Linked DNA regions of Mus musculus: regions 1, 2 and 4 are each linked to region 3. Evidence: chromatin loops called from intact Hi-C (ENCODE). Cell type or tissue: heart. All regions are shown on one strand. Each heading gives the region's core, and the rest is flanking DNA. Links, peaks and the distances in the headings are about the cores only. Region 1 overlaps Fam53b (family with sequence similarity 53, member B). Region 2 overlaps Fam53b (family with sequence similarity 53, member B). Region 3 holds the start of Oat (ornithine aminotransferase). Region 4 overlaps Lhpp (phospholysine phosphohistidine inorganic pyrophosphate phosphatase).

Evidence for each region. Peaks named below come from ENCODE experiments on the same cell type or tissue, not always from the same donor. Only the 100,000 strongest peaks of a DNase experiment are listed, where the experiment ranks them.
Region 1: a loop joins it to region 3, with 2.2 times the contacts of the local background. A loop is called at or near these places in 2 of 42 quality-filtered maps.
Region 2: it touches region 3 in a loop (2.1-fold over the local background); 2 of 42 quality-filtered maps call a loop at or near these places.
Region 4: a loop joins it to region 3, with 4 times the contacts of the local background. A loop is called at or near these places in 14 of 42 quality-filtered maps.

Annotation. Positions count from the first base shown.
Region 1 is chr7:132,717,964-132,725,788 of GRCm38, forward strand. The region is part of intron 4 of Fam53b (family with sequence similarity 53, member B); the gene reads right to left. Among named protein-coding and RNA genes, the nearest start is that of Fam53b, 92 kb to the right of the region's middle. In heart, for the core only: CTCF peaks have their summits at 1,791 and 2,735; DNase peaks (open chromatin) are centred at 1,868, 2,763 and 5,308; H3K27ac peaks cover 1,973 bases.
Region 2 is chr7:132,709,409-132,717,233 of GRCm38, forward strand. It overlaps Fam53b (family with sequence similarity 53, member B), which reads right to left. Exons shown (of 5, transcript NM_001381858.1): 5 at 2,676-6,594. The coding sequence ends at 6,235. Among named protein-coding and RNA genes, the nearest start is that of Fam53b, 100 kb to the right of the region's middle. In heart, for the core only: a CTCF peak has its summit at 4,288; DNase peaks (open chromatin) are centred at 3,773, 4,243, 5,023, 6,423 and 2 weaker places; H3K4me3 peaks cover 256 bases; H3K27ac peaks cover 4,812 bases.
Region 3 is chr7:132,571,359-132,579,183 of GRCm38, forward strand. Oat (ornithine aminotransferase) reads right to left here and starts at 5,040. Exons shown (of 10, transcript NM_016978.2): 1 at 4,937-5,040. In heart, for the core only: CTCF peaks have their summits at 4,580 (motif pointing left) and 4,779; DNase peaks (open chromatin) are centred at 4,533 and 5,053; H3K4me3 peaks cover 1,926 bases; H3K27ac peaks cover 1,988 bases.
Region 4 is chr7:132,635,431-132,643,255 of GRCm38, forward strand. Lhpp (phospholysine phosphohistidine inorganic pyrophosphate phosphatase) reads left to right here. Exons shown (of 7, transcript NM_029609.1): 4 at 6,094-6,157; 5 at 7,057-7,149. Among named protein-coding and RNA genes, the nearest start is that of Lhpp, 29 kb to the left of the region's middle. In heart, for the core only: a CTCF peak has its summit at 3,505 (motif pointing left); no DNase peak of the experiment used is centred there.

The sequences.
Region 1 (7,825 bases), core at 477-5,476, 150 kb after region 3:
AAAGGTGCTCTCTCTAGGGGAAGGTGGCTGTGCCTGTCACAGGCACACACACTGTTCCTGACACTCCACAAAAGACACCCTCCTGATTGGTTCACTTTTCTTGGGCTCTTTCAATTAACAAAGAAAGGAGAGGCCAACAAGTTGGTTCAATGGACAAAGACAAGGCACTATGCCTGACGACCTGAGTTCAATCCCTAGAGAACTGACCCCCCCCCCCAAAAGTTGTTCTCAGACTTCCACAAGCTCACAACAGCAAACACACCCATCCACAATTTGCCTAATAAATAAATATCAAGAAATAAATAAAAGAGAAAAAAAAAACAGGCTGAGGTGCTGAGGGGCTCAGCTCTGGGTTTCAGGCCAGAAGACCCCCAGCCAGCTGTAAACCTGCTGATGCTGGGATTTGCTGTCTAGTGTAAACCCATAGTCACAGGATGCATTCCTTCATTGCCACAGCAGTATCTGGGCACACCTCAGAGGTCCCTTCTGCCTTCCAGGCTACTGGCCTGAGCTGAGTGAGACATCATGGCACAAGAAAGATGGATCAATAATGGCAATGCTTTCCTGGGACAAGCTGAGTGGGTAGAGGAGGCCTAGGGGTGAGGCCAAGACTAGTCAAGGACTCAGGAGCTCACAGAGCCCAACCCCCTCTCCTGCATCCCTGGCTAAGTAAGTACTGCATCTTTTTGCCTGAACAGGTGTGTAATTGTAAACAGCAATGCTTACACCTGCGAGCCTCAAGTCCTCGCTGACTGCTCTGGCTGGGTAATGGCAGCAGTGCCTGAGGATCACCACACCTACCCACTGTGCCAGATGTCAGATGCCAGAACAGGGCCTCACTGTTCTTGGTAAAGTGAGCAAGGGCAGGGCCTGGGGATAGAGCCCAAAAGAAATACCCCACCCTAGTGCTCTAGGGCTGTGCTCTCCTTATCTTGCTGGAATCATCCTGTCTCATCTTGATCTTGCCCAGCAGATGATCTAAGGTATAGCTAATAGGTCCCAATTCTGTGACCAATGTAACAGCATATGTGGCCAGACTGTGTGTTCCAAATTCATATGTCAGTGCCTAAAGAATCAAGAAGTGGGGTCACTGGTGGGTGCTGGGGTCACAGGGTTAGAGCCCCTGGTGAGTTGAGAGTTAACGCTGTAAGGATGAGAGACCACATCTCCCCCTTTGTCATGTTAAGAATCACAAGAAGAGGGTGCCATCTGTGAAGAAGCAATCCCTAGCAGGCATGGCCCCTTTAGTGCAGGGACGATGACCTTCCTGGCCTCTAGAACCAGAGGCCACTCTGTTGTCCCTAAGTTACTGGCTGTAGGGGTCTCCTGTTACAGTGAAAACACTAGCAGTTATGTTAAGCATGTGACATAGCCCATGGTAGAGTACCAGGGACCCATTTGCTGGACCTAAAAACTACCAAGGTCACTTGGCCATTTCAGAAGTAGGGTCGGCCTCATATGGCATCATGGCTTCAGGCAAGCTATCTCAACCCCTGAACGTTGGTCTGTCTGTTAAATATGGGTGGCCAAGAGCATCTTGGGGTCATGCCTCCCCCAACAGTCTACAATAACAGATTTTTCTTTCTTCATAGCAGGGTGGGAAGCTATGAGGCCTGAGTGATGCATTTTGTTCCAGGCAAACCACAGACTACCACAGAAAACCCCCAGTAGTCCTCAGAGTCATTTATCTGTCCTCTGCCTGCAAAGCCAGTGTCATTTGGAAAACTTTGATGACTCAGAATTCAGTCATTTAGCCAAAGTGAAAAATGAGAACCACCACATAATCCAGTGGCAAGACCCACCCGCAGGGGACACTGTGCCTGCGGCCACAGTGGGGCAGTGAGCCTGCTGTCCAGAATCTCAGCCCATTGGTGGGTAAGACACTCGGGCAGTCACACATGGAGTTCACCCATGCTCAGGCCCACCACATCTTCAGCACTGCTTGCCTCCCCTCTCCTAGCAGCTCCTGCTGTTCCCATGCGTGAGGAGGCCTGTGTACCCTCAAAGGTCTGGGAGAAGGCAGAGTGGTAAGATTCAAAGGGCCACATGAACATATCATTCCAAGTTGAAATTGCTACTCTAGGGCTTACTTTGCCTCACCTAATAACTTTTGTTCTTGAGGCCCACCAAGAAGGCCTGCAGGCTCAGTGGAAACTGTCCTTACGGCCCTGAGCTAAAGACCAGAGACACTGAGCCCACTCTTAGAGTCCACAAGAGGAATTATAGAACAAAGCTGTTCCCAGGGCACTTTTCTATAAAGCCAAGCCGACTCTAGCTCTAGCCAGTCACAGCAGAGGCTCTAGCTCAGCCTCAGCCCCAGCCTTCTTGGGCTTGCTGGAAAACACTGATATATCTTCCTTCCCCCAGCCACAGGGCCTTTCTGTACACAGACTTACTGCAACATCTTACTTCTGGGTAGGAGGCTCTGGGCTGAGCAGAGATAAAGGTGGCTTGCTCCCGGGGTCCTTGCTTTCCTGGCATAAGCTGAAGCCCAATCCCCCGAGGGAAACACATCAAACCAACATACCCTCGGCCCTGCTGCCTGGACTGGGTGACTGCCCTGCAGGGCCCTGTGCTGGGATCAGCCTGTTCTCTGCCGCAGGTGCTGTGGGCCAGCACGTCAAGCATGGTGATGGGGTCCCAGAAAGGTCTTCTGAGGTACTCAACCGTCTGTTTCCTCAGCAGTGACACGGAAGGCCTGAGCAGAGCAGGTGACAGCAAAGCTCCCCCGCGCCCCCTAGGGAATACTGCCTGGGTGCCAAGGGCCCCAAGCTTATAAGCCCTGTCCCTCATACTTAGACGTGGGCATCTGGGGACGCAGACAGACCAGCTGGTGTGTGTGGGCTGGGGGTGTATGCCTAGGAACAGATGGCCCAGCATCCTTCTCACCCTGTTGGAGGCCTCAGAGGAGGAGTACAGGCCACCCAGATTCTACAGCCACAGGGTCTGGGCTTCTCTGTTGCCCTCACCTGGGAAGTGCACTGCTCAGATCTTCGTCCAGCTATTTCAATGGGTTACTTTAAGGAATGCAAAGGCAACGAGGCAGACTGGGGGTGGGGGTGTCTGCTGATGTCTTACCTAGTTCCCTTGGCCCACAAAAGCACCTGCTTGCTTGGCTGCTACCTGCTTACAGCTGTCCTTTTTAGAATAGCTGGGGGCCAAGAAGCGTGGAGGACAGCTTTCTCATAGAGGCAATCCCAGCTCAAGATGGACTGTCAGAGGTGGAAGAAGTATTATCCTGCAACCAGGGGAATGCCATCTCAAGTGCTAGCCATGCTACCTGAGCCAGAGGCAGAGGCCCAGCTCCTGTGTTGCTTCTCTACACGGTCTTTCCCCGTCCTGTGAGGCTTCCCTGCCCTCTACCTGGTTTCTTCAAAAGCCTCCCTCCACCAACCACCTGCTTAATCCCCAACTCAAGCTTTGTTTCTTGGAACTGAAACATGGTACTCAAGATGGGACACATGTGACCACCAGGTCTGTCACGTATTTGCTTCCCAGTGCCTCTGTTCCTCAGGCCCTGAGCCGATGCTGCTGCTGGGCCCTGCCTGTCTAGAGTCCAGTGGTCGCACTAGCTGCCTTGAGTCTTCCAGGAAGTCCTGGCTGCCGGAGACACCAGCCTCTGAGCAGCCAGTGTGTCCTATACACAGATGCTACATGAGGACGTCTGAGAGTAACAGGCTGCGTTCACCGGGCGCAAGCTTGCTTTCCCTTGGACAAAAAGTACCCAGTCCCTCCCATCCCACCCCTGCCGCCACCACTCTTCAAGACTGCCATGCTTGCCTCGATTTTTAATGCCACCCCCTCCATTTTTTAATGAACAAATAAGAACAATGTTAAGGGGCTGGGAGACAGCCCTGTCACTAAAATGCTTGCCACGTAAGCACAAGGGCCTGAGCTGGATCTTCACAGTCCCTGTGCTTTTGACTTTGTTTTGTTTTTAAGAGCCAGGTGTGGTGCTGCGTGCTTGTAATCCCAGAGCTAGGGACCAAGGAGACACAGATCCTTGGGGCCTGCTGGCTAGCAAGCATGACCTAAGGTCCAAACCAGAGAGAGGCCCTGACTTAAAAAAAAAAAAAAACCAGGGTGGGGGTCTGGGGGGCTGGGGAGACGGCTCAGCGGCACTGCTGCTCTTGCAGGATGCTGGGTGTAATCCCAAGCACCCACATGTCAGTTCGTAAAACCACCTGTAATTCCAGCTCTAGGGGGGTCTGATGCCCCTTTTCAGGCCCCCACAGGCTGCTGCACACATGGGGTGCATACAAATTCATGAAAGCATGCATAAATACCCATGAGAAGAGAATGAATTGAATAAATGAATAAATGGGACGGGAACTGAGAAACACCACCCAAGGCTAACTCTGGCTTCCACATGTATACACACACACACACACACACACACACACACACACCTGAATATGATCACACATGTGTACCTGTACATGCACAAACACATAAATAAAGATTTAAAAAAGGAGACATTTTAGTCCCCATATTCTAGCTCTTAGGGCCACCTCACGTCTTCCTTAAGATGCCACCATCACAAAGCCAGTCTGTGCGGCCAGGTGGGTAGCCTGGCTCCAGCTGGCCTTGCATGAGGCTGGGCCCTTGGATCTGCCTGAGTGGAGCCATTTCCTACCCAGCACACACTTGGACAACAGAACTGTGCAAGCGGCCGGGCGGTGGTGGCGCACGCCTTTAATCCCAGCACTTGGGAGGCAGAAACAGGTGGATTTCTGAGTTTGAGGCCAGCCTGGTCTACAAAGTGAGTTCCAGGACAGCCAGGGCTATACAGAGAAACCCTGTCTCGAAAAAACAAAAAAAAAACAAAACAAACAAAGAACTGTGCAAGCATCTCAAAACAATAGGCCACGAGACAAGTGTTCTATGTCTCCTTTGTGCTGGGGCTGACAAAGCATGTAGTTTCCTAGATTTTGTTTTGATTTGTTTATTTATTTATTTTGAGACAGAATCTCACTGTGTAACTCTGGCTAGCCTAAAACTCACATAGATCCACCTGCTCTGCTGCCTGAGTGCTGGGGTTAGAGGCCACCAGACTTGGCTTTTGACACATACTCTTTTAAGCAGGGTCAGCAGCACCACACCCAACCCACTTCTGTGTAGTGCTCACCTCTGGGCCTTTTAAAGCCTGGATGGCCTCCTGACCCTCAGGAATGTAGGAAATGTTGGCTGGAAAACTGGGTGGGAGCCAGGATGCCAGGACTGAGGACAGAAGGGACTCTGAGAGCACCGCTGACTTGTCACCAAAGACTCCGGACTCTTCCCAGATCACAGGCTCTAGAAGCCAACAGACTAATGGGGGTGGTAAATACCTGCTGTGTGGAAGCCAGCCCTGTAACTGGGAAGGTTCCTGCCTTCCTTTGTGGGCCACTGCGTCCCAATGTCCCTTCAAATGCCCTGCAAGCACCTGCTTCATGCTGGGAGATTGTGGCTACCCCACTAGGACCTATACCAATGAGCAACAGACTACAGGGCCTATCTCAGCTCAGGCACTCATTTGTCCTTTCTTACTAACAGGGGACCAGGGACCAGGAGACATGATGTACTTCAAAACTCTGGGAGTTGCCTCTAGGCCAGAAAGCCACAGGGATGTTATATGGCTGCTAAATCCTGCCATTCTCAGAGCCACCACAGGAAAAGCACCACAAAGCTTTGAGAAGCCCCCTTCAGGAAAAACCTTCCTACCCACAGTCACTCTGGACCTTGGCTTTCTCTGTTCTGGTTCTCCCTTGCTGTACCTCTGGGGACCACCTTCCTGTTATATTCTACATGTTGTGCTCTAGTCTTGGGTAATGCTGGAGGCTCCAGGACCAGATGGTAGAATGGACTTGAAGAAGATGACCTAATATAGAGCTTGTCATTTTTGGAACAGGCATAGCCCCCTAAGAACCTAGGAACATGAAAAACAGACCAAGGGCCAGCGGCCTTAGCCAGAGATAGCAGGACCAGACCCCTGAGGAGTAAAAGAAAGGCCCAACAGAGTCCCTGATATCACCCATCAAATAGAGCGCTGTCAGGGCGGGGCTGTTTTGTAACAGGAAACGCCCAAGCTAACCACGTGACTCAGAGTTCTTAAGGATTGGCTAGAGCGATGCTCACTGGCTCAAACCTTCCAGACAGGCCAGAGCCTGGCCCTACTCCAGTCAACTCATTGCTCCCAACATGTGCTCTGGACCGTGCAGTCATGTGAACGCCCTCTCCTGCCAACTGTTCTGGCTACCCAAGCTCCTACCTCCCTTCTTTCACTGGCATGCTCGATCCCTAGTATACTCAACCTTGCACGCCTCGTTTTGGAGCAGGCCTCACGTTCCTATTTTTACTCTGTTCCCTGCCAACCATACAAAGAACCCTGGTCATGCCCACAACCATACAGGGAATCCTGGTCATGCCCCACAACCATACAGGGAACCCTGGTCATGCCCACAACCATACAGGGAACCCTGATCATGCCCCACAACCATACAGGGAATCCTGATCATGCCCCACAACCATACAGGGAACCCTGGTCAAGCCCCACCACCTAGTTCACGGACTGCCTCACAGTGTTACTGAAGGGCCCCGACCTAGAGTGGGTAAGAAAAGATCTTGGAGGTCTAGAACCCTGCAGATTTTCTGAATGGCCGTTAGCCAGTGTCTCCTCTCTGCTGCCACCCAACAGGACACATGAAGGTTTCTGTTCCTGCTCTAGGCCCCAGGATGGCAGGTGGCATGCCTGAACACAGAGGGTGTGGAAGCCAACTTCAAGGGCCTCCCTAAGCCCTCACAATTAGAAAACAAACATTTTGTTTCTTCAGTGAACATTCCACTCAGTGCAAACTCAGGAAGGAGTTTGTGAAACCACTTCACTCAGTTTGCTGTGAAGAGGATTCTTTGCTTAACAGAAGTTAAGGGATCTTTCCAAAGCACACAGGGATCTGGCTAGGGGCCCAAGCCAATGCCGTCTTAGCCCACAGCCTTCAGGGCAGTCCTGGCCAGCAGAGTCCTGGAGCAGCCTCCACAGCAGCTCTGGGGCACACAGGTGGGTCCTGGCCCTCAGAGAGGGTGACGGGCCCTGGCTGTCTGCAGCTGCTTAGAAGCTGTGTATTCTAAGAGATTGCAACTGGACCCAGGAGGCAGGACTGTTGCACACCAGGGTCTTCTCAGCTCTATCTCTAGAGCTGATTGCTGCCATTCTAGATATTGTGAGCCATGGAATGTAACTCAGGGAATAGGAATCCATACTGGAAAAGTGAGTGAGTCTCAGCCAGTGGCAACCATCTTACCCTACAGATGGGCCAATCAAGGCTGAAGGAGGAAGAGACTTGTCCCAATTTTCACACCTAATGGATGTGCAATCAGATCTCACAACTTCTGGAACAGGCCTAGGAGTGAATGTGAGTGTCTGAGTGTGAGTGTGTGTGAGTGTGTGAGAGAGGAGGGAGGGAGGGAGGGAAGAAGAAGAAGGGAAGGAGAGATAGAGGGAGAGGAGAAAGAGGGGGGGGAGAGAGAGAAAGAGGGAGAGGAGGAGGAGGAGGAGGAGGAGGGGAGAGAGAGAGAGAGAAAGAGAGAGAGAGAGAAGGCAGGCACTAAAGGATGTGTGCTGTGTGGTTCTGTGTACAGAGAATGTCAAGGATAAATAAGTCTGCAGGCAGAACACAGATCAGTATTTGGCAAATCTGGGGAATAATAACCAGTAGGCACACCTCTGCTTTAAGAAGCAACAAAGTGTGGGGCTGGAGAGATGACTCAGTGGTTAAGAGCATTGACTGCTCTTCCGAAGGTCCTGAGTTCAAATCCCAGCAACCACATGGTGGCTCACAACCATCCA
Region 2 (7,825 bases), core at 2,132-7,131, 140 kb after region 3:
ATCTGCATCAGGATGAGGGGCCACCAGTCTGGCCAGTGCCATTCACCTTCAAGGGATGGATGGCCTTTTGCCTCTTAGCTGGATATACAGAAAGCTCCAGTAGAGTTCCCCCAGTAGCTCAGGCCACTTGGAGCCATTGCAGTGGGCTGTGCTTGCTGATGAGTGTGCCCCATGGGTATTGGGGTTCTCTCCCCCACCCCCCTTTTTTTTCCTGAGCAGTGACCAAGCTGGCTCTCCTTGGCTGGTCTCTCCAGATAAGCTGGGTTTTCTCTTTCTGCCAAGGAGTGGGCTTCAGGCCCTATATGATCTGGTCAGAGACCACACTATCCTCTGAGCCACAGTGAACTCAGAGAAATGGTCCTTAAAGTGACTCTTCCAAGGAGTCTCTAGGAGTAAAAGAGAGAGTGGAGACTCAAGGTCTAGCCTGTGTCTTATGCTCTTTCTGAAGACGGATTCTAAGATGCTCCCTCCAGCCTTGCCTGCAATCCCGTGAAGATGGCCTGTGGTGACCTCGGGGCTGCAATCATCCAGTGCTCAGCTGTCCTCTCCCTCCTGAGAGGATCCATTCCTACTCCCCTAGAGGACTACCCTCTTGCCTTGATGTTTCTCAGGGTGGCAGCACTACCCAGCAGCACAGCCTCCCCTTCTCTTGATCTTCAGCTACCTAGCAGTCAGCCACAAGGGACTCATCTGCCTCTGACTCTTACATCCTTAGCAGGTGGAACAGGCAGGAAGAAAGCCTCCTGCAGATCTCTTTAAAATGGGAAGACCCAACCATGTGCTGAGTCTACAGGGTGCTCAGGGACCCACCTTACAAGCCAGTGTGATTATCATTATCACACCAGCTTTTCCATGGATAATAGGCAGACTGAGCATTTTGCACCAAGTTTTGGGGTTGTAGGAGCATTATTACGTAGGAAATACAACCAAAAAGTTAAAAAAACAAAAAACAAAAAACAGTAGCCACTTGAAGGTCACTGCCCAGGTTGGGCATTTTGTGGGGAGGGACTTTTCCCTACCCACATTTTGGGAAAGAGCTGCTCTCCCAGAAGCCCGTTGGCCCACCATTCCGTGTATAGACAGGGGGCCTACTTAGTGATTGGGAACATCCCTAGATGGGTGGACCCCTGAACCAGCCGGGCTTGGGGACTGCAGAACGCTGAGGCCTACTGCTGTCAGACAACAGGGCATCGAGTGAGCCCAAGCCTGGCTGCGAACAGGATCCTATTTTCAGAAGACCTCATATTTGGTGCAGGAGACAGCAGTGTGGGGAGGCATCAGGACAGAGTCCTGTGCATGTTGTCAACTTGAGCTGGGGCAGGGCTAGAACGAGGCTGGTACCACTGGAGAGTAGGAGGTGCAGGTTAGGGGGGCAGTTGGGTCATTCAAGGCCATTGTGAATCTAAGGAGCAGGACTGTGCTTGTGGCCTTCCTGCCCTCTGTCCTGCTATTGTGAACTACTTACCGTATATGAAAGGCAGAAGGCTGGTGTCCTAGGAAGACTGAATGGCCAGCCTGGGACCTTGCTCTCACGCCCTGATTTTAACTGTGTATATGGTGTGTGGGTGTGTGCCAGTGTGTATGTGGTGGCCTTTACCTGCCAAGCTACGCCCACCCCCAACCACAAAGGGTGGCTTTGTGGGGGGAGTTCTGAGACAGGATCCTGATATTTAGCCCAAGCTGACCTTAAATACGCAATCCTCTTGCTTCAGCCTCCAGAGTGCTGACTAGGGTTACAGATATGTGCCACCACTCTGGAACACTTCTTTTTTCTTTCATATGTGTGTGTGTATGTATGTATGTATGTATGTATGTATGTAGTTTATGGATGTTCTGCCTGCATGTCCCTATGCCATGTACACTGCCACTGTATCCCCTGGAACTATATATATAATCCAGATGATTATGGCTCCTGTATGGGCGCTGAGGATTGACTCTGGGTCCTCTGGTTAACCACGGAGCCATCTCTCTGTCCACCGCCTCTTAAGATACACACTCACATATAGTTTGACAAGGGATCTGTTGCCAAAGCAGCAAAACAGAAGAGTGGTCCAGGATGTCACCTCCAGACTATGATGGTCTGGCCATAGCAGAGGCTCTGGGAGAACATTCCATGGTCAGTTACAGGGACCAACACTGGGTGACAGACATTAAGTGTACCTCTCTGCTGGGGTCCTCAGGACTGCAGACACAGTGCTCTCCTGAGCTGTAGTTACTCAGGTGTCTGGTTTGGAGGGTAAGCACTGGATTGTGTGCCCATCCCAGGGGTGAATTGTGTGTTCTAGTATCTCCACAGCCCAAGAAGCAGAGCTCTGAACTGCGCTGCCCTCCGCGGGGGCGAGGCCCTGAGCTGACAGCCCAGCTCTACGGCCTCCAGGGTCTCTTTAGTGGCCTGCCTCTCAGCCAGGGCAGCTTCCTCTCCTGCTCCCTTGGAAGTAGCAGCACACCATGCCCCCCCCCCCCCATGCCAATGTCTCTGGCTCCTCTGCGGCTCCCTGCGATGGCGGCTGTGGCTATGGGCAGCAGTTACTCCCACAGCCACCCAGCATTTCGCCTTCTCTCTGAGGCATGGGGACAGAAGTCCGTCCCGCAGTTCTCCCAGTCCAGAGCTGACAGGAGAGCTGCTGGTTCACTGCCCCCAACAAAAAGCACACAGCCATGCGCAGGCAGCCGGGTGTTGGACCAGGAAGCTTTATTTACACAGTAAAAGGAACAAGCAAATTCCTGAGACTAGAGTGGCTGTAGTGCAAGACAGTCACGGCCTGTCAGGGGGGGAGGCAGGCGATGGTGCGTGGTGCTAACGAGCAGACCCAGCATGGGCAGCCTACAGGCTGCAGCCCTGATGGGTTCTGGCTCACCACGCCATTCACCACACTGCCTCAAACAGTACCGCTGCTGCTGCTGCTGCTGCTGCTGCTGCCTGGCTGGGACGGCACACGTGGCCCTAGCACGGCCTGTGGGCTCATCTGTCCCTGACCCCTGGGTGCCCCCAAACACTGACGATGCAGTTCATTTGCCAATGAGACTATGCTACGTCAGGCTATCCTATCTAGCCTAAAGGAGCTCCATCAGTCTGCAATTCTAGAGTATCTTTCTCTGCCTCCTTCAGAGGCCTGGCACCAGGGGCAGGGGTGGGACCAGCAGCATGGGCATGGCAAGGGGCAGCATCATGGGTTGTATGGGCGGAGCGTCCCTGAGCCCTGGCCCCTGGCTTACGTTTTAAGTGGCCATCATTCAAGTAATTTTAACCACATCAGTGGAAATGGGTTGCAGGATCCAGGGGTGAGTTCTAACTGCTGTGAACACTAAATGAACCCATAATAAAATATGGCCATTGGTCTGCATAGGAGACCCATCTAGAAACTGGGGGAGTGAGCATGTCCTGTTTAATGTGGGCCTTCATTTTATTTAACTTTCTGCATACAAATTTAGAAAACTTTCCTGCTACAAAAAAAAATTTTTTTTTTAAAGTAAGGCTTTCTGAGAATACACATCTGCATGTGTGGGCAGAACAAGTTCCATGGACCTACATGAAGGGAGCCCGTGGTGCTGGCCAGCTTCTACCTTCACCACCCAGGAGTAAGGCAGGAGTGGGCAGTCATGTAAACTGTCTAGGCTGCTACCCTGAACTCAGGTCAGGTACCCGGCTTAGGGCAACTCTGTCGGTTCAGTGGCTTCTGGAGTGAACGGGATGTCACGTGCTAAGAGGCCCAGTCGGCTTTGGTGGAGGCTGCCTAGGCAGGTGAGTGGTGAAGCCCACCCTCAGCTTCTCTGGGGTGTGGCACTCGGGTGAGCCAGTCTGCCTGCTGCCTGTGCTGCCACGCACACAGGAGACAGAGTGGACCTCCCAGGTGAACCTTCTTCCAGGAGATCCAAGACCAGAGGTCTGGGGGCCAGTGAATGGGGTGGATGAATGGGTCTGTCTGGGTCACACAACTGCTGAAAGCTGACTGGAAACCTTCTAGACAAAACCTGCTTTACTTGATGAAAAGAACATCAGAAAGCAAATGAACACACTAGGCAGAAAAGCTACCACCATCTTTTCTGGCTGCTTTTGCTGGGTGCTTGGACTGAGGCCTTAGTGGGACAGGGACATCAAGAAAAGCCTGAGGAAACTGCAAAGGGCCAACCCCCACCCCGGGTTTGGAGTACTGCCGCCCAGGGAACAGTCTCCTAGAGGCAGGAAGCAAAGATGAAGCTGTCACTCAGCAAGTTCCTGTTTGTCCTTCCGCCAGCAGGCTCAAGAGAGCTAGTCTACGGACAAGCCGGCCACACATCAGCCTTAAGACACACACCTGCCACCAGGAGCTCAGGTCCCAGTCCTCAGGAGAGGCAGCTGGCAACTGTTCTGTGCTTTGGCCTTAACAGCCTGTGTGAAGCAGACCAGGGGACAGAGCCCAGCCTCTCCTTTCCTGGGGGGTGGGGGAGTGGGAATAGCTTTAGGGACCATAAAGTTCTTTCAGATAACAGAATCCCTCACTGTGGGCTTTCTGGGAACCAGGGCACTGGGGTGTGCATCCCACGCCCTCTCAACTACCTTCCTCTGTGATCCACCAGGCAGGGCTTGTAGGTCATGCCTCCACCAGCTTTCTACTTTGCTTTCTCAGTGCCCCCAAGGCCAGCTGGGCCCCGACCACCACCACAGGGACCCACCAGGCTACCCAACCTGGGGTTATAGGAGCGGGGCTTCCTGTACTTTGGGTCTGGTTTTAGAGAAACATTGCCTTATACATCAGAACTTGAGCCTCGGTTCTTCTGGTGTATGGACAAATTAAAGTTGAAACAAAAGGTTCCCATCAAGGTCTTTCTTTAGGAGAAAGGTAACAGCCATTTGGGCTCAGCCAGCAGACAGTGAAATCTCAGAGGGTAGGCACAGCAGAGCAACTACAAATGTGCCTAGATCACATGTCCGCAAACCCAAGAGAATGCACCAGTTATTTTTAGCCTTATGGGAAAACAAGCCACTTGTGTAAGCCAGCCCACTTGCTATTGTCTGCAGAAGATGCCAAGTTTGCTAAAAGCCAGAGTCCCAGCGTGCAGAGCCCTGTAGCATGTCTGCAGGGAGGACTGAGGGGAGCTGCCGGAACGGATGCCCTCTGGGAATTATGCTGGGAGTGAGGAGCTGCAAGGGGGAGTGTGATTCAAGCCATGCTGTGGCTGGGCCTGCAGAGGAGAGCCTGGGGCTAGGCTCACATCAGTGGACTGGGGGTGGGGGGTGTCTTGAAGCCAACGGTGGTATGCTTTCATTAAAGCCAGCAGTGTCTGTGAACAAGCAACAATGTGCTAGGAATGTGGTGGAGGCTTGCAGGCCCCCAACATAGACTGCTACAGAGAGGAGCCTGCAGAGTGGCTAGCCTGCAAAGCAGCCAGCAGACATCCCTCTACCCAGGAATGTACACAGGGCCGAGACTTCTGCACCTGTTTGTAGATCCTGAGGACACTATGAAGAGGTCATCTTGCCACTGACATCTCTATACACAGCTGAATTCACTGAGCTCAGCTCTCAGGGACTGGGGACAGAAGGAAGGCTACCAATGTCAGCCTTGCCAAGGCAGCCCCTGAGGTGGCAGAGGTGTGGGTGATTCTTGGTGACATGGGAGAGCTGGTGGGCCCACCTTTCAGTCAACACAACCACCAAATGCCTACCCAATATGGATGGCTTCTGGTCATTCCTAACTATCCCCTGATCCCGAAAAATGGGACATGGATTATCCCAGAATCCCTGCCAGTGCCCCAAATGGATTAAGGCCACACGGTCTGCTGTCACTACAAGAGGTGTCTCCCGAACCTTCCCAAGCCTGGGCCAGGGAGACCTGGGAGAGAAGGCACGGAGTAAACTAAGTAAAGGAGGCTTTGGGTAACTCCCCAGAAGGAACCTGAGCAAGGCTATAAGGGGGCTCAGGCCCCCGGCATCCTACCTGAAGGGTGCAGCTGGCCCAGCCCTACTGGAAAATGGTGGCTACCCAGCACTCCGTAAGGAACAAAGAGGAGGATACCAAACCGAAAACCTGTTTTGGGCTACAGTAGTTCCATGGAACTGGTGGGAGGCCAGCTGTCGCCTGTGAGGTGTGGCCAAGTTGCCTTCACAAATTTGGGCACTACAGGGTGATGGCTGGTTCCTTTGAAAATGGGTGGGCTCCATTTTTTGGAGGAGCCTCTGTCAGACCCAGGAGCCAGGTCCCCCTTAGAGTGACCTAAGGCCTAGAGGAGTGCCTCCTCCCCAGGTCAGGGCCCTCAGTTGTTCTCTATCTGCTCAATGTCCAGCTCGCCATCCAAAGAGCAGAGGCTGTTCGTGCAGGCTCCCCGGTCCCGCCAGGATGTGGCCGGATCCCCCTTCCTGCAGCAATCCTCATCTAGACTGCAGCCATCTGACTCGTCACAGGATAGGTCCTCCTGGCAGGTGAACTGGTCATCAAAGGAGTGGGGAACAGGCTCAGGAACTGGGGTCCCAGCAGGAGTCCTGCCCCCTGGGCTGGAGGCTGAGAGCAATGCGGTCCAGGATCGGGTACTGCTGACGAGGGCAAAGGGGCTCTGGGAGCTGTGGTCGTCCACCCCCATGTTCAGGCAACTGAGGCTGCTGAAGGTCTGACAGTTCTGTGGAGGAAGAGATACAGTGGTCAGTGAAGAGGCCAGACTCGCTTTGGAACCTCAGACCACACATCCTACATAACCACACAAAGCCTAGCTGGTAGTTAATCTGCCAGGCTGTAGTAAGATCACCAAGTCTGAGGATGGTTCATGAAGAAGTGCCTCTGGCCACTGAACACAACCTGTGGCCAGTCACTACATAAAAGGCAAAAATGTGATGAGGCCCAGCTTGTGGGCAGCTGCGGTGAGGTGGGCAAACCTCAGACTTAATAGGTGGCCTGGTAACAAGATGTCTGATCTAAGGCTATTTCATCCCAGGTGTCCCTTGTCCAGCCAGGACCCACTCCCTCTTCAGTGCGCACATCCTTACCTAACGTGATGTGTGCAGTCAGCCCTCAGCTGAGAACTATACCTGCTATGATGCAGATGCTCAGCAGAGGCTGCTAATACTGTGCCCTTCGCTCTTTATGTGCCGATACAATGTTTTCCCTGAGTGGTTTTTTTTAAAGATTAATTAATTAATTTATTTAATGTATGAGTACACTGGCTGTCTTCCAACACACCAGAAGAGGGCATCAGATCCCATTACAGGTGGTTGTAAGACACCATGTGGTTGCGGGGAATTGAACTCAGGACCTCTGGAAGAGTAGTTAGTGCTCTTAACCACTGAATTTTCTCTCTAGCCTCTTCCTGAATGTTTTTTTTTTAAAGATTTATTTATTATTATATGTAAGTACACTGTAGCTGTCTTCAGACACACCAGAAGAGGGAGTCAGATCTTGTTACGGATGGTTGTGAGCCACCATGTGGTTGCTGGGATTTGAACTCTGGACCTTCGGAAGAGCAGTTGGGTGCTCTTACCCACTGAGCCATCTCACCAGCCCCTGAATGTTTTTTTAATCTGAGGTTTTGACTGAGTCTGAGAAGACAGTTTAAGGTCTGTGGGAAGAACAGATACAAGACTTTTTTCTTGGTGGTACTGGAGGCTGGACATCCAGAGCCTTCCATGTGCTAACTTTATCCTCTACCTGAACTACATCCCCAGCCCCACATGAATACCCATGGCCACACTGTATTAAATAAAACTAGTGAATGACCCAGATTCCACATGTCCTTTCAGACAAGAGACACAGACTAGGGTGGCCGTGAGCTCACTGACACAATATCATGTTTCTTACGAGAAGGGGGCCAAGTTAGATGGAATCAGCACCAGGCTATGCTGTGGCCATAACCCCTA
Region 3 (7,825 bases), core at 1,565-6,564:
CTAAAGCCAGTCCCTAACAGTGCTCCCCCAACTTCTGTGTGCACAGCTCACCATTCGGATCATGTAAGATCCTGCAACAAATAAGAGCAGATATAGGTGTGATGTCTGGAAGTAGAGAAGGAAAGCATTTTAGGTAAATTCTAGACTAGGGGGAAGTTACCAAAAGCCAGGCACGCTGGGGGTGTCTATATATACAAATAGCTAATTCATGTTTCAACAGAATTTTCCAACAAGTCAAACCATGCATGATCTTCGCACACATGATTGCGCTGCCAAATCAGCCAATCATGAACTTGGCTAACTTCTCTTTCAACTTGGCTCTCACTCCACACTAAAAACCCAGTGAGGTTCAGGAATGTGCAATCACTAATCAGTTCCCAGAACTCTACTCTATGTGCCAGAACCGTGCCGCTAGTCTCCCTTCCCACGGACCGACCAGAGTACAGACTGAAAACGCAAGATCTAGAGACTGTCCACTTAGAGGGGTCCAATTATATACTTCCCTAAGGAAAAGGTCTGCTATTTCCACAGTATTTTCTCTCTAACAAAAACAAAGCCAGAATCACTAGACTGGAAATGGCAGCTAGCAAAGATGTTTAGCTGTACTGCAAAGAACCAGCCCTCATTCACCACCACGAAGTCTAAGATACCGATTCATCGTTTTCTTCCTAGGCTCTTTACAATCTACACAGTAGATCCTACTTAAACTACTGAAAATGTAAAATGGTATTAACTTCTGCCTCCTAGGAAATATGCATAAAGTGTGCTTTCTCTGATACTCCTTAGCAAATGCAGTTAGATACACAGAAACAAAACACTCGTACACAAAAATACAAACAAAGCTTTAAAATAAGTCTCTACCAACATGGCAAGGCATTTTAGGACATGTCTAATTAAGAAAAGAAACGAAAACTTTATATATAGAAAAAAAAATTGCTTGTTCAACTACGCAAGAGTATTAGGGGAAACTGTTAAGGAGAGAAAACAAAAAGTCACCGTGGCTGTATTTAAAACTATTTTCTACTCTCTACAATGACCATAAATTGTATTTATGTCAGAAACACTGAAAATGAGCTCGGACATGGTCTGAGTTGTTTGACAGAGAGCAGACAAGAAGCAAAGTCAAATAAAAAGAAAGGATCCGGTAAGCTTTGAGGAAACAACGTGGTGTAGAGAGCAGTGCGGCAGTCAGTGTGCCCAGGAGGTGCAGCCTTGGGTCACCAGGTCACCTATTCTCAGGGAAAGACTCAAACTTTCAAAACTACTCACATACCTTTGCCACCAAAGTCTACAGCTATGATTTTTTTCAATAGGCAAAAAGACAAAAAAAAAAAAAAACAAACAAACAAACAAAAACAAAAAACTGGTTATTGAAAAAAATCCTAAAAATGCTTTTAATGGTGTATTTTTACAGGCTGCAATAGGACAGCAAGTGACTGTAGCCATGGGTTACGGGGTGGGGAAGGAGGGGGCAGTGGCTAAGACAGGAGGGTTTCCAGTCCAAGGCTACATTCAGCTGACTCAAAACAAAATAAAGAGTGCAATGGGAAAGAATCTAAAAGGTTATCTGAACTCGACTTATCTCAACTTACACTGAGTTACCTCCTCAGCTAGAATCTCTTTATCTGCTGGGTCCTCTCAATTTCATGTAGAATGTTCAGTAGCGTAACAAGAAACATTCAAAATATGAGTAATACTCTGGATATTCAACTTAACTGGAAAAGGCTACAAGTTGCACAGACCATGACAGAGCAGAATCTAGTACACACTTTTCTATTAAAGAGCCTCTGTGTTCAAGTTACTGAGCTTGGTACTGTATGAGAAATATTAGAACAAAATTAAAGAAGGCTTTAAAACAGCCACCAACAATCTTCTCCTTCACAGGGGCTCTGGAAATGGTAGAAGTGTGATAGAAAATCCACAGCACTGCACAATTCAGATTTAAATTCAGTGTGCAGCTCTGCGTGAATGTGTCACTCTTTCTGAACTTCGATGGGGTCTTGAGGAGCCCATGTGAAAGCCTCTGGTTTAGCACAAAGGAGCTATTCATTACACTCTCTTCTGCTCTAAGGTCATAGGAACACTAGCCAAGTTCCACAGCTTTCAAACAACACGGCCAGGGTCTTCAAACTGGATCGTTTTTCATTAAAAAATAAAAATGAGATCCTCGGGGACTAAGGATCAGTTGGTAAGTTCTTGCCTAATAGATTCGAAGCCTTGGAGTCCATCTCCAGTACCAAATAAACTAGAGAAGCAGAGGCAGGAGGATCAGGAGCCTAAGGCTATTCTCAGATACCCAAGAAGTTAGAGGTGGTCAAGCAAGCCTTTAATCCCAACACTCTAGAGAGGCAGAGGCAGATGGACCTCTAGGAGTTTGAGGCCAACCTGGTCTACATAGTCCCAGCTCAGCCAGGGCTATAAAGAGAGACCTTGCCTTAATATTAAAATAAAATAAAATAAATAGCAGTCAGACAAGAAAATTACCTACTTAAGAGATTACCATTAACTACCAATTTTCTTCTGTGCATAAATACTATATAGATAATTTTTTCCACCTTCTCCCTTTGAATTTACAACGAAAGTCCCTCCTAAACACTTTAGGACATTAAGAACATTGCAGACTTTTATCACAGATCCTAACACTTCAGGCACTTGTTTTCAAGCAGTCCCCACTGTGAACTTAAGCTTGTAAAAAAGGAAAAGTCAACCCTGTCTCAAAAATCCCCTCCCCTGGGTACCTGGGTACCCACCTGCTGCTGGTATTCTCTTGTCTGGCAGGTGAAGAAGAGCCTTCCTGAACACACAACTCCTGAGGGAGGCAAGGTAGCAACCAGACAAGCCAGGTAACCAGGTCACCCATCCTGCATCAAAATAACTCAGCTCTGAGAGGCTACTTCTCTGTCCTCCTATGGAAACTCATCTTTTCATCAAGGGTTCAGAGTTGATGCCAGTTTGGTCTACAAAGTGAGTCTGGGACAGCCAGAGCTACCCAGAGGAACCCTGTCTCGAGAAACCAAAGATGATTGATAGATAGATATATAGATTATTCCTATTTATTATCTATCTGCTATTTATATTTAGCAGATATAAGAGCCCAAACATAAGAACTAACGACAGGCCGAGCATGTTGAACACCTATGTTTAATTTCAGGCCACCATTATTCCCTTCCCCATTAGCTCACAGGAATATCTCCACAGTACAGTCTCCATTAAGGGCTGCATTTGGAAGAATTTGTTTAGTCTGCCTTATTAAATAACCTTTCCTTAAATTGCTCTAAAAGAAACAGCAGGGTAAAGTCATCCAAAAGCCATTGAAAATCTTCAGCTTGAGAAGTAAATTTGGTTTGGCGCTTGTTAAATATTTACTTTTCTGAGGTAACCATTCACAAATGCAGCCCTTAATTTTTTTTTCTTTTTTTTGGAAGGTCTGTCAACATAAGCTTTGTTTTATGTAACCAATATTCTGGCTAAAATTCACCTCAAGTGCGTCACTGGCAAACAACTAAAGTAACACTACTGGGAAAGGATTGAACCAACTACACCGCACCCTCCACACACCTCCACATCACTACCCATTCATTACTATTTTTAAAAGTATACAGTTTGGGGGCTGGGGAGAAGGCTCGGTGGTTAAGAGCACCGACTGCTCTTCTGAAGGTCCTGAGTTCAAATCCCAGCAACCACATGGGGGCTCACAACCATCCATAATGAAATCTGATGCCCTCTTCTGGAGTGTCTGAAGACAGCTACAGTGTACTTACGTATAATAAATAAATAAATCTAAAAAAAAAAAAAAGTATACAGGTATACAGTTTGGCTCATCCTCAAGAACTCTGCAAAGAGCATAAAATACATATCCATATAACCATAGTAAAAGTAGACCGGAAGGTAAATAGATGAGACAGGAAAAAATACCTTTTAAAATATGTACTAATTAAAGTTTTAGGGGCTGGAAAGATGGCTCAGCAGTTAAGATCACCTACTATGCTTGCAGAAGACCAGAGTTTGGTTCCTAACACCCACATTACATGGCACAACTATCAAGAACTGCTCCAGGGGTATCGAATCCCTCTGGCCTCGGATGGCGCATTCATTCCTGATCACACACATACAATTTAAAGTACAGTTACAAGTTACATAAAATTAATTTACCTACAGACACTAACAAGTTTGATCAAGAAAATTTAGGGTGGAGAAATCAGAGGTTATTCAAGTAGCAAAGCCACTTCATTCCAAAACCACTCCTCCCTTAATATATCTTGACACATCTACAAGGTAAATGTACTCCCGGGCATTGCTGTAGGCCTGAGGCAAGATTTGCTGGCAGCAAGAGCTCCCCACAATTAGACTGGAATTTACTGAGGTTCAACATAGCTTGTCAAAGGCCTAAGGAGGGGGCTCTTCGTGCAGAGAGCCCTGTGGGCCAATCCTTAGCCACCATCTCATCACAGAGTGCACGTCACTTCCTCAATCCTCTTATTTGGTTTAGGACTGAAGAGAAGTGGGGATTGGGGAGGGATGGGTATGATCTGCCACGAGACGTAAAAGCTGCCCAAGGAGCTCGGACTTGGTCCGCATCAGCGCCCCCTCCCGGTGACGCGACCACAAGTTCGCAGTTCTGTCCCCAGGGATCGGGTCCTTCCCTCCTCTTCCCACCCCCACCCCCCACCCACCCCCCGCCAAGCTGCTCGTGGTGCCCCGCGCCCTCAACGCCGCCTTTTCAAAGTCGAGACCTCCAAGGCCCCAGTCCCCTTAGCCGAGTCCCCCGGGGACAGTGAGCCCAAGCCGTGCCCCGCCCGTCCTCACGCCGAGCCCGCCCCACCCCGGGCCTGCGTGGCGCCCTAGACCCGGAGATTCCAGTGTTGCCCCGGCGGAGACTCCAGAACACCGAGTGGGCCCTAGTCGCTCTGGCCCAGCCCCGGCGCGTACGTCGTACCTGACAGCGTCCGCTAAGCGACACTGACTGTACTTCAGCCACGAAGCGCGATGTGGCTGCCCGGCGCGTCAGGTCGTTTAAGACGACGTGTCTGTCCCGCCCCCGCCCGTTCTCTCAGTTCATTGGTTAAGGCGGAGGGCCGCACACCAATCACAAGAGGCTCACTCTCGCCCCACCCACCCGGCCTTGAGCCTCCGGGCGCCAAGTTCTGCTGCCTTCCCCAAGTGCGCAGTCTGCTTTTGTGCCTGTGGCGCTTGAGCTCTGCACTGAACTTGGAGCAGTTCGCTTTCTTTTACCCGAAGGGGAACGGAGGCCCGAAGGAATGGTGGCCTCTCACTGCGTTTCTCTAGCCCAGGGACCTTCCAAAACCTTTCCTGAAAGAGCCTGTTGGGAGCAACATCATATCTTAAATGCTGAAACCACATGACCTTGAACCCTCACGTACCAAAATGACAAAACAGATTACTGATGCTTCTAGTATCATCTCTGCAGCTGTAAAACGCCGCCCGGATGTTATTAACTGTTGTTATAAGTGGTTGGAAATGACAGCTACGCAGTATAGACTTGCCTGCACTCCCTCCACTACCATGGTTAAAACTCAAACCGGAAAAGGATATTGCAGGATAAACACAATCAGAAGGTGCTTAGGTATCATTTTTGTCTATAACGCTCGTTATAAATCAGAAAATATGAAGAGAATAGAAGAGTTATCCAATCCTGTACCAAAAGCTGTAGACCACAGAGGGCCAGTGATTCACTACCTTACACTTCAGGGTCAGGCAGAAAGATTTCACACTCCAGTTTGGAAAGAATGTGTGTGAATAAGAAAGCACAAGGATGGAGGGACTGGCACACCAGGGAGAGCCACTGTCAGTCCACGTATCCAGGGCTAGATGTGGGGTTTCTAGAACCCCAAAGAGAGAGGAGTTTGAGGAAAGACTACTTGGAGGGAGCCAGGAGCCTAAGGAGTCTGTTAAGACTGGTGGTAGTAGTGGTGGTGGTGCACACCTTTAATCCCAGGACTCAGGAGGCAGAGGCAGGTGGATCTCTATGAGTTCTAGGCCAGCCTGGTCTACAGAGAGAGTTCCAGGGCAGCCAGAGGTACAGAGAGAAACCCTGACTTGAGAAAACAAGAGAAAAGACAATCCCCACAAACTAGCCTCCCTAGACACAGAGCAAGATCAGAAAGAGGAGGAAAAGAAAGTGGGATGGGAAAGAGCAGAGGAAATGGTTCAGTAGGTAAAGTGATTGTTGGGCAAGCATAAAGAGACCAGAGTTCAGGTCCCCAGAGCCTACATAAACGCTGAGTGGGCATCGAGACCCATCTGAAATCCCAGCGTTCAGGGAGGTAGAGACAGGACAATTCCTAGAGCTCTGGGTTCAAGTGAGAAACCCAGGCTCAATTAAATATATTTAAATACGTAGGAATCAATCATGGAAGACACCAGACCTTGTGTACCCACACTCATGCAAACACTGGTACACAAACACACCAGACACATGTAAAGACAAACAAAAGAAGACCCAGGTAGAGAGACAAATAGAAGACATTCAACAGCCATAGCAGGGAATGTCTTAGTTGACCTGGTCAGTAGGGGCAAGAAAGTAGTGTGGGCTCAGAGATAGAGCAGTGAATCCAATATCCTCAGGAGCACTGAGCAAGCCTACTGGGCTCATCCTATCCTTGGCTAAGGTCATTTGCCCAGATCATTACTTCATTACTATAATGACCATTAATTACCCTCTAAGGCTCATTATTATGAGTGGATAACTTTATCTTTTTCATTTTTATTCCTTTCATACCACCTACTTCAGTATGATCAACCTCTTGGGGGTTTGACCCTTCCTCCCCTGGGGTCAGAAAGGAACTGCTTCTTTGTGATTCTGCTCTGTAAGCCAGGACAAATGGGTAAAGCCAGGGCCATCTTGTTATGCCTTGGCAAGCAGGAGCAGCTGAGCTCATCAGGAGAACTAAGGGTAACATCAAAACATGTGGCAATCCTTTTGAACTCGCAGGTAGGGTGCTCTTTGATGAAAAGGATTTCATAAGCAAGAAACCTCTGGGAATGTCTGAGTTTTATCACTTCTCACTTATCAGAGAATGGCACTGGGTACAAAGAGCATGATAAAAATTTATGGTTTCCCTCCTACTTGGTTGCTTTTTTTTTTTCCCATCACTAATTGTAGCCAAGAAAGAACAACCTGCACCTTGGAGTAGCCTTTTCCCTCCGAGAAACAGAGCTGCTCTGATTGCATTTGCACAATCTAAAAACTCAACATGAAGAAGAGTCAGAGCCCACATGGCAGGGATTGTTGAGTCTAACGCCACCAACAGATTCAAGCAAATACTTCTGCAGGAACCGTAGAGCCTAGCGATAAAGCTCCTGCAGTGCTCCCAGAGACTGAAGCGGCAATCACAGAGCCTGCATTGGTCTGCATTAACCCTCCGCCACATATGTTCTTATTGTTAGCTTGGTGTTCTTGTGGGACTCCTAACAGTGGGACTAACAGCTGTCTCTGACTCTTCTGTCTGCTCTTGGGACCCTTTTCCTCCTACTGGGTGGTCTCACCCAAACTTGATATGAAGGTTTGTGCCTAGTCTTATGGTATCTTCTTAGCTGTGTTCTGTGGCTATTCCTGGGAGATCTGCTCTTTTCTAAGGGGAAATAGAAAAGGGGTGGGTGGGGAGAGGGGACTGGGGTGGGGTGGAGTGGGGTGGGGAATGGGAGAAAAAGAGGAGGTGGGGTAAACTGGTCAGGATGTATTGAAAACCAAACCAACCAAATAAATAGAAACAATCCTATGAGCAGATAACCAAGTTAAATCCACAAGTTAGTTTGACAAATGTCCCTTGAGTGCCATTAATGTTTGACTCTGTGTGGAGTTTCA
Region 4 (7,825 bases), core at 940-5,939, 63 kb after region 3:
CAAGTCTGCTGAACTGCAGAGCTATCTTTCCAACCCTATTTCCTAACTGAGACAGGGCCTAGCACACTCCCACACTGGCCTGAAGCTAGTTACTGTTCTATATGATTCCCTTGCTTCCATCTCCTGACCTCGGGAGTTATGGACATGTGCCATGGTAGCTAACAAAGCGATTTTCCCCCTCAAGGCCTTGTCCATGCCAAGTAAGGCTGGACCACTGAGCTATAGCCCAAGGCCTGCTAGCATCTTTCCTTACCACATGCTCATTGAAGAAATTTAGAAATCTCAAAGCCTAAGAAGAAGAGAAAGGTATTTGCAGCCTCACTGCGTAGCACAAACACCGGTATTTGAGTGCGTGTCCTCAGCTGAATGCTTACAGATGCACACATTCATCTGGTTTTATAACTGTGAAGGATGCACACTTCTGGATGTATCTGTGAGGGTAGTGTTGAGAGGTTTAATCGAAGAGGGAAGACCTGCCCTAAATGTGGGCAGCATCCCATGTACGTGCGTCCTGGAGTAAGAGGAAGGGGGAAGAAGGATGCTGCTGACTTGGTACCAGCAGTCACCTGTTTCTCCTTCCTCGCTGTGATGCAGCTTGACCTGGCCTGGCCGCTTCATGCTTCCCCACCCCGGCGTTCTGTGACCCTCAGACCCTGAGTCTGTGTTTCCTTCCCTTCTTAAATTGTTAGGTATTTGGTCACAGCAACAAGAAAAGGAAACTAATGTGGGAGTCGGCTTGACCTTGTTTTATAAGCTGTAGGGTTTTTTTTTCTTTCTGTTTTCATGTGTGTATGTACATGTTTTCATATGCATGTGTGTGTGTGTGTCTGTGTGTGTGTGTGTGTGTCTGTGTGTGTGTGTGTGTGTCTGTGTGTGTCTGTGCTCGCACATGTACATGTATATGGAGGCTCAAGATTGTTGTCAGGAGTATCATCCTCCATCCGTCTCCCACCTTATTTAGTGAGGCAGCATCTCTCAGTCAAACACAGATCAGAGGTATGGACCGATCTCACTAGCTGGCTTGTTGCGGGGTCCTCTGTCTCGGCCTTCCAAGATTGGAGCTATAGGTGGGCCATTATGTCCTTCAGGCATTTATATGAACTGGGGTCCTGCAACTCCAGTCCTCACCCTTGTGTAGCAAAGGGTTTACATACTGAGCCATCTCCCCAGACCCCTTGGCCTGTTTCTTATGGTCAGCAAACAGTAGCTTGTGAATGACTTTGTACACACAAATATCTCTGTGACACAGTTATCCATTTTGTGAGATGATTTCCAGAAGGTTGTGTGTGTCTCGCCCGGTCAACAGAAACAGCAACACAAGTTCAGAATCTCATACATTTGAGGTTGCATGATGCTTTGGAGTTCCTGCCCAGCTTGTAGGCAGCAGGGTATCCTGCCGGAAGTATTTCCATCCTGTGCTTTGGTGACTGGGCCCTCGTGCCCACTGAGCTAGGCACACTTGGACTGCTTAACTCAGTGATCTGGGCCCTGTCCTTGGATATTTGAGTTAGCAAACCTGCACTAGAAAATGTGCATAATGAAAAGGTAATATTATAGGTCATTTATGTCAGCTCATTTTTGTTGAATGCAGTCTCATCGTTGCTAGGGGCTATTCCAGATTACAAGTAGTGTCTGAATAAATGCATTGGTGAAAAGGATGGTGAAAATAGCAATCGCTTGCTCTTGGCTGGGTGAGAATTTGGGCACACTCAGCCGTGGGTAACACTCATTTGGTATGAGTGGGGACTCCAGCCCCCTAGACTCTGACTTGGGTGAAAGGTGGGGTGTTTCAACCCTAGGGAAAGGGCTCTACAGCTTTCTGAGAGTGGCAGCCTCTCCAGGTAGCCCAGAGGCCCAGGAAGAGCTCCTGTCACTAGAGTCAAGGCTGGAGTGGCCTCCCCGAGGGTGCGAGGAGGCAGGATGCCCCTCTCCTGGAAATGGAGTGATTTACATTTGGCATCTGTGCGGACAGAGAGAGGGAATTGGCTTTGTAATTTCTCCTGTCATGCCGCGCCATCAGGAAATTAAGCTGTTTACTCTGCAGACTATGGAGGTTAATGGCTCTTCTGGGAGAGGTCAAGTGGTCATTTTGCAGGGAGGCTGCACCGAGGAATCGGAAACGGCAGGAAAACGAAGCATAAAATCTGAGCTGACTGCTCTTCCACTGTGGCCTGCGTCTCCAGTAGCCACAGTGGCCCTCAGTAGCTGGAGGGCCCCCCGGGCTCTCCTGCAGTGGGCCACACGGTGCCAGAAAGAAAAGAAGACTATATCCTGTCACTAGTGAAGGGACATACATTTAAGATGCCTGTTCGCTATTTCCCTTAAAGTGTTTACGGCCAACAGTTGGCTTCAGGTAGATTTTTGATTTCCTAAATGAGTAAGAAATAGAGAAATTGTGGGCTCTATAAAAAGCAGCCCAGATTCAGTTTAAAAAAGTAAGAAAGAGAATGGGCAGGGGTGAGAGGGTAAGTAGCTTGTTGTTGGTAGCATGTGTGAGACTCTCGGTCTTGGTTCCATTCTCAGCACCATATAAACGGAGGTGGTGGCGTACACCTGTAGTTCCAGGACTTGGGGGTGGAGACAGAAGGATCTCTGTGAGTTGGAGGCCAGCCTGGTCTACATAAAGAATGCCAGGCTAGCCGGGCTACATAGTTAAGAGCCTGTTTCAAAAACAAGCCTCCGCTTGTTGAGAGGGGGGGGGGGGGCAAGGTTTCCATTTTGATTCCCGAGACTCCTTCTCCTCTGGCTCAGAAGGCCGGGCTTTGGTGAGTCCAGATAACCTGAAGTCCTTTTTACTTTCGAATAAACTTCTAGATCTGGGGCCAGCAGAGCTGTGGTTCGAGGACTCCTTAGGGGTGCCGTTTCTAAATGAGAGGGGCCTGTTTCCATCCACCCAGTCTCCGGGATCCTGTATCCATCTGTCCCCAGGGCAGCTTGGAAATCCCCAGAATCCTCGGCTGAGAAACAGCTGCGCCTGTTCCAGTTGTGTTGTAGAAGTTTCTGTTTGCTTCCTGGCAAACGCCTCTGAGCTGAGTTAGGTCTGTCCCTGCTCTGTCCTCTGCCCAACCCACCTCTGCCCACCCTCTCCTTCTCCTGGGAGCTTCCTCTGAGCAAGAGTTGTAGCCTCTGGGCCCGTGTGCAAGGAAGATGGCCCATCTGTGGGTTTGGAGGTGGCCTAGTGTGAAGCCCATCAGGTGCTCTAGTGATCCCAAAGTGCTCCCTCGGTCTTCGGACTCCTTCCCCTCGCTCCATGTGAGCCGCCTCCCCTCAGGACACAGCTTGTCTCTCTGTCACTTACTCGCGCAGCTCACCATCTTTGCTCTCACAGTTTCTCTGTGAGTCTTTTTGCATCTCTTCTATGCTGGGAGCCAGGGGTGCATGCCAGGTGCCAGGTCCCAGGTCGTGCAGGTCCCTGAGCCCTTCATAGAGTCCTGGACTGAGACTAAGCCACCTGCCACCCAGACAGTGCAGCTCCAGCACCAATGGCTCCCTCTGCTGGACAAATACTGTTTATCCTTCTCCAGTTCTTTGAAGCTCTGGACCTGGCTAAGGAAATAGGCATTATAGTTTATTGTAACAATAGAAAAAAAATAAAGCTGTGTGTGTACGCATGCATGAATGCCTGGGTATGTGCGTGCGGGCCTGCCTGCCTGCTGCCTGCCTGTGTGTCAGTAAGTGTAAGCATGCTCGTGCCAGGGTAAGCATGTTTGAGGTCACAGGTGTGTGTGTGTGTGTGTGTGTGTGTGTGTGTGTCTGTCTGTCTGTCTGTCTGTCTGTCTGTCTTCCTGTGTCTGCCTGCCTACCTGCATGTTTGTTTATAAGTGTAGGTGTGCTCATGCCAGGGTGTATGCATGTAGAGGTCACAGGACAACCTCGGGAATCACTCTTTATCTTCTACCATGTTTGAGACAGGGTCTCTTTGTTGTTTGCCAGGCTGGTTTCTGGGGCTTTGTCTGTCTCTGCTTCTCATCTGTCGCAGGAGTGCTGGGACTGCAGACACATGCTACCAGGCCTGGCTTCATGTGGGTTCTGGGGAACTGAAGGTCCTCATGCTTGCTTGGCAAGTGTTCTACTCACTTAGCCACCTTGTCAGCCCCAAGAAGCCTTTTAAGAAAATTTCTTCAGGGCTTCAGAGATGACTTAGTGGTTAAGGTTGTTGGCATGCAAGCAAGAGGGTTGGAGTTTGGATACCCTGGACCCACATAAATGCCAGCTGGTGTAGCAGACTGCCTGTACTTCCAGGCTGGTAGAGATGGGATATTCTAAGAGAAGGATGGCTGATGCAAGACTAGTGCTATCAGCAAACCCTGAGTTTGACTGAGACACTACTTCCCCCCAAAATTACAGTGCAAAAGTGGCCCAGGGAGCTTGACACGTAGCCTCAGGCTTCTGCATGTGTGCACACATGCACCACACATACATGTCACTGCTCTAGAGACCGTGGGACTAGGAGGATGGGGAACGAGTCAGACTAAAGCCACATGCAATTGCCTACGTTATTCAGAGCATCTGACAATTTATACTCTGAGGGTTAAGAGAAATCACATGAGTAACGTTTTCATGAGTTTGAAAGCTGCATACAATCATGAGAACAAGCTACACGTGGCAAAAATACATTCTCCATAGAGGCTTATCAAGTATGGCTTCAATGTCTAATTGAGTAACAACAGCAAGCAAGAATGAGTATTGGAAGTAACCTCACTCCTAGCCGCTATACCTGGGAGGAGCACAAAACACTTTCCAAGAATAATTCCATGTTTTGAAGAAATTGAGGTCATAGAGTCTTGTCTTGTTTTCTTGGCATTTTCTCACAAGCACTCAGCGTTCTCACGTGACTCCATTCCTGGACCGTGTTCCAGCACATGCACATGGAAAGGTGAAAAAGAAAAGACATTCGTGAGATCGGATCTGCTATGTATCCTCAGCTGACCTAGAGTTCACAATCTTCCTGCCTCAGCCTCCTGAGTGCTGGATTACAGGAGTGACCCCACCAGGCCTGGGGCTTGTATTATTTTACCACTGAGCCTCCTATCTCAGGGCCTCTGTCTTAGCTCCACGAGCAGCTGTTTATAGTAGTCGTCTCCAGTCTTTTGGTGAGTGGTGTTTGTGTTCTAGGCATTGTGTAAGGAATGGTGTTGTTTATGTAGTGTGTTACTTTGCCCTAGATATGGGTGGTTTTGATTGCTTTGACTATGTCACAGGCGAGGAAGCTGAGGTCTAAAGGCTTACATAGAGCAAAGTCACTTTTAGAAATCAGAGAAGGAATTTCAGTATTGAAGACAGCCTACATCCCCTGTTCTCGGATCCTCAGCTCGCATGCTGAGTTAATGTCCCCTGGACGGAGAAGGAAGGGAAGACTGACGTGGGTGCTCAGACTCCCCTAATAACTCAGAACTTGGATTCCTGTGCCATTTTCTGGGTTTCAGTGAACCTCATCTCTGGAGGGTGATGGCTAAGCCACCTTCTTGCCTCCTTGGTCACGTGGCTTTGCTCAGAGAGCCCCAGAAATGGATGACATTGCAGCTAGGACTCTTATGTACCTCGAGGGAGGCCTTGGTCTGATGTGGATGGGCTGTGGGTCTAAGCACTGGGGCTAAACCGAGGAACCCTCCGAGGAGCTGAGCCTGCGCTGTCTCTGGGAGGTTGGGAAGACATTCTTGTCTCAAGGAAGCAGCTGGTGCCTGTGAAACCTGGCACCTTGCCTGACCCCAGCTAATAGGGATGTCGCAGGCTGCTGTGGAACTAATGGAGCACTCTCCTCAGGCAGCAGTTAGGGGTTAATTATTAGCAATTAGGGAGTCAGCACATGCTCTGGGGGGGCTGCCGTCCCTTCCCGAAACACGGGTCACTTGTCTTCCTCTGTGTTAGTAACGGGATCCATCTGTCCCCCTTGGGTTCCTGGTTAATCATTGTGGTAGGGGTCCCTACAAGGCCAGCAGCAGGGGGCTAGTGGCTGAATGACCCATGATGCCCCACTGCCGCTGGCCCTCTGCTTCTGCCATGTGGCCTCTGTCGGTTACTCTCAGCATGGCATCGGGACTGGCCTGCACCTGTGGCTCTCTGTGAACCCCCTTCCCTTGTGCTCTCTTGCAGACGCTATTACAAGGAGACCTCTGGCCTGATGCTGGACGTTGGAGGTTACATGAAGGCGCTCGAGGTACCTGCCCTGGTGCTGCCCCAGGCCCTGGCTTTCTGGAGAAGATGGTGTACTTTATAGACAAGTAGCCTCTCATGTTTCTGAGTGGAGCATCCTGTGTGGGGCTTGAGCCACACCCCCGTCTCCTCTGTGGAAGTAATGGAGGTCTCTCCTCAGGCAGCAGTTAGGGTCCATTATCTTGATCATCACACAGTCATTATGTATGTATGTGTCATCCCTCTGACCCCCAGCCAACCTCTGGGTGCTCTTTCCCAGCATGCTCTTCACCACTCTGACTCATGGCTTTAGTGTCTCTTCAGATCACCTGCTTCCTTCCCAGCCCTGTAACCCCTCAGGCTGTGTGTCCTCCCAACTCCTCTCCTGAGATGACTTTCCAGGTTATAAAGCCTTCTGTGGCAAGACCTCCAGAGTCCACTGTGACTGGCCTGTCAGTTACCCCTGCCCAGATTCCTGCTAGACCATGTCCCAGCTCCACAATAGTAGCAGCCCCTGTCCACCTGTGCCCAGGCGAGAAGGGTGAGCAGGTGGGTGGATTGAATCCTAGACACACTTAGGAGGGCCTTTGATCTACTTGGAGGTGGGTAGCAGGGAGAGGCAAGAGATGGGATTGTAGCTGAACAGGCAAATGAGAGCCTTGGTCTCCTGTCCCTTGGGAGACTCGTGGTTCTGCTAGGTAAGGTATGCCACTTGCTGTGGGCACTCTTGAAGTAGGCGGCAGAGCTGGAGGTAGGTGTCCTAAGCATTCTAGGCAGCAGCCTGTTGTGGAGTTGTGACACGCTTGCCTGTGAGAGGGTTTGAGGCCCATGGCATCCTGATCATCATGAGGCGGTCAGTCTTTCCATGTGTGTCTACTCCCGTGTTCCTGATCTGAAACTCATACTGTGTCTTCTCTTTGCCAGTATGCCTGTGGTATCAAGGCTGAAGTGGTGGGGAAACCCTCCCCTGAGTTCTTCAAGTCTGCTCTACAAGCCATAGGGGTGGAAGCCCACCAGGTAGGCACAGCAGAATTTCCTTTCTTCTTTACATGTTTAAAACGACATTTACTTATTTATATACTTATTTGGGGTATGAGATTGTGTGGGTTCCGGGAACCAAACTCAGGTTGACAGGATCAGCAGCAAGTGCTAACACCCGCTGAACCATCCTGCTGGCCCCGATCGTTTCTCACCGTGAGGAAGGAGACAGTTTCTTACCATGCAGCCCAACAACTGGGTCACACAGAGTCTTCACTTCGAATTGTTTTTGTCCTTTAAAATACTAATGCTTTCCTTCCTTGCTTTCCATGTGCGTGTACATGTACATGTGTATAAGTCACAGGCACACATGTGCCACAGTGTGCATGTGGAGGGCGGAAGACAGCCTTGGTTGTTAGTGCTTGCCTTGCTCTCTCTTTGAGAGCTTATTCACTGCTGCAGATGTCAGGGTGGCTAACCATTGAGCTTCCAGGGATTCTCCTGTCTCTCCCTCCCATCTCAACATAGGATTCCTGGCATCACGGATGTGTAGTGCTGTGCCCACCTTCCCATGGGTCTGGGGATTAGAACTCAGATCCTCGTGCGTGTACAGCAGGCTCCTTTCCCAGTGAGCCCTATCATCTCCCTAGCCCCAGAACGGATTTTTTACTCTCTTGGGTTTTTTTTGTGGGTTATTTGTTTGTTTAGATAGGGT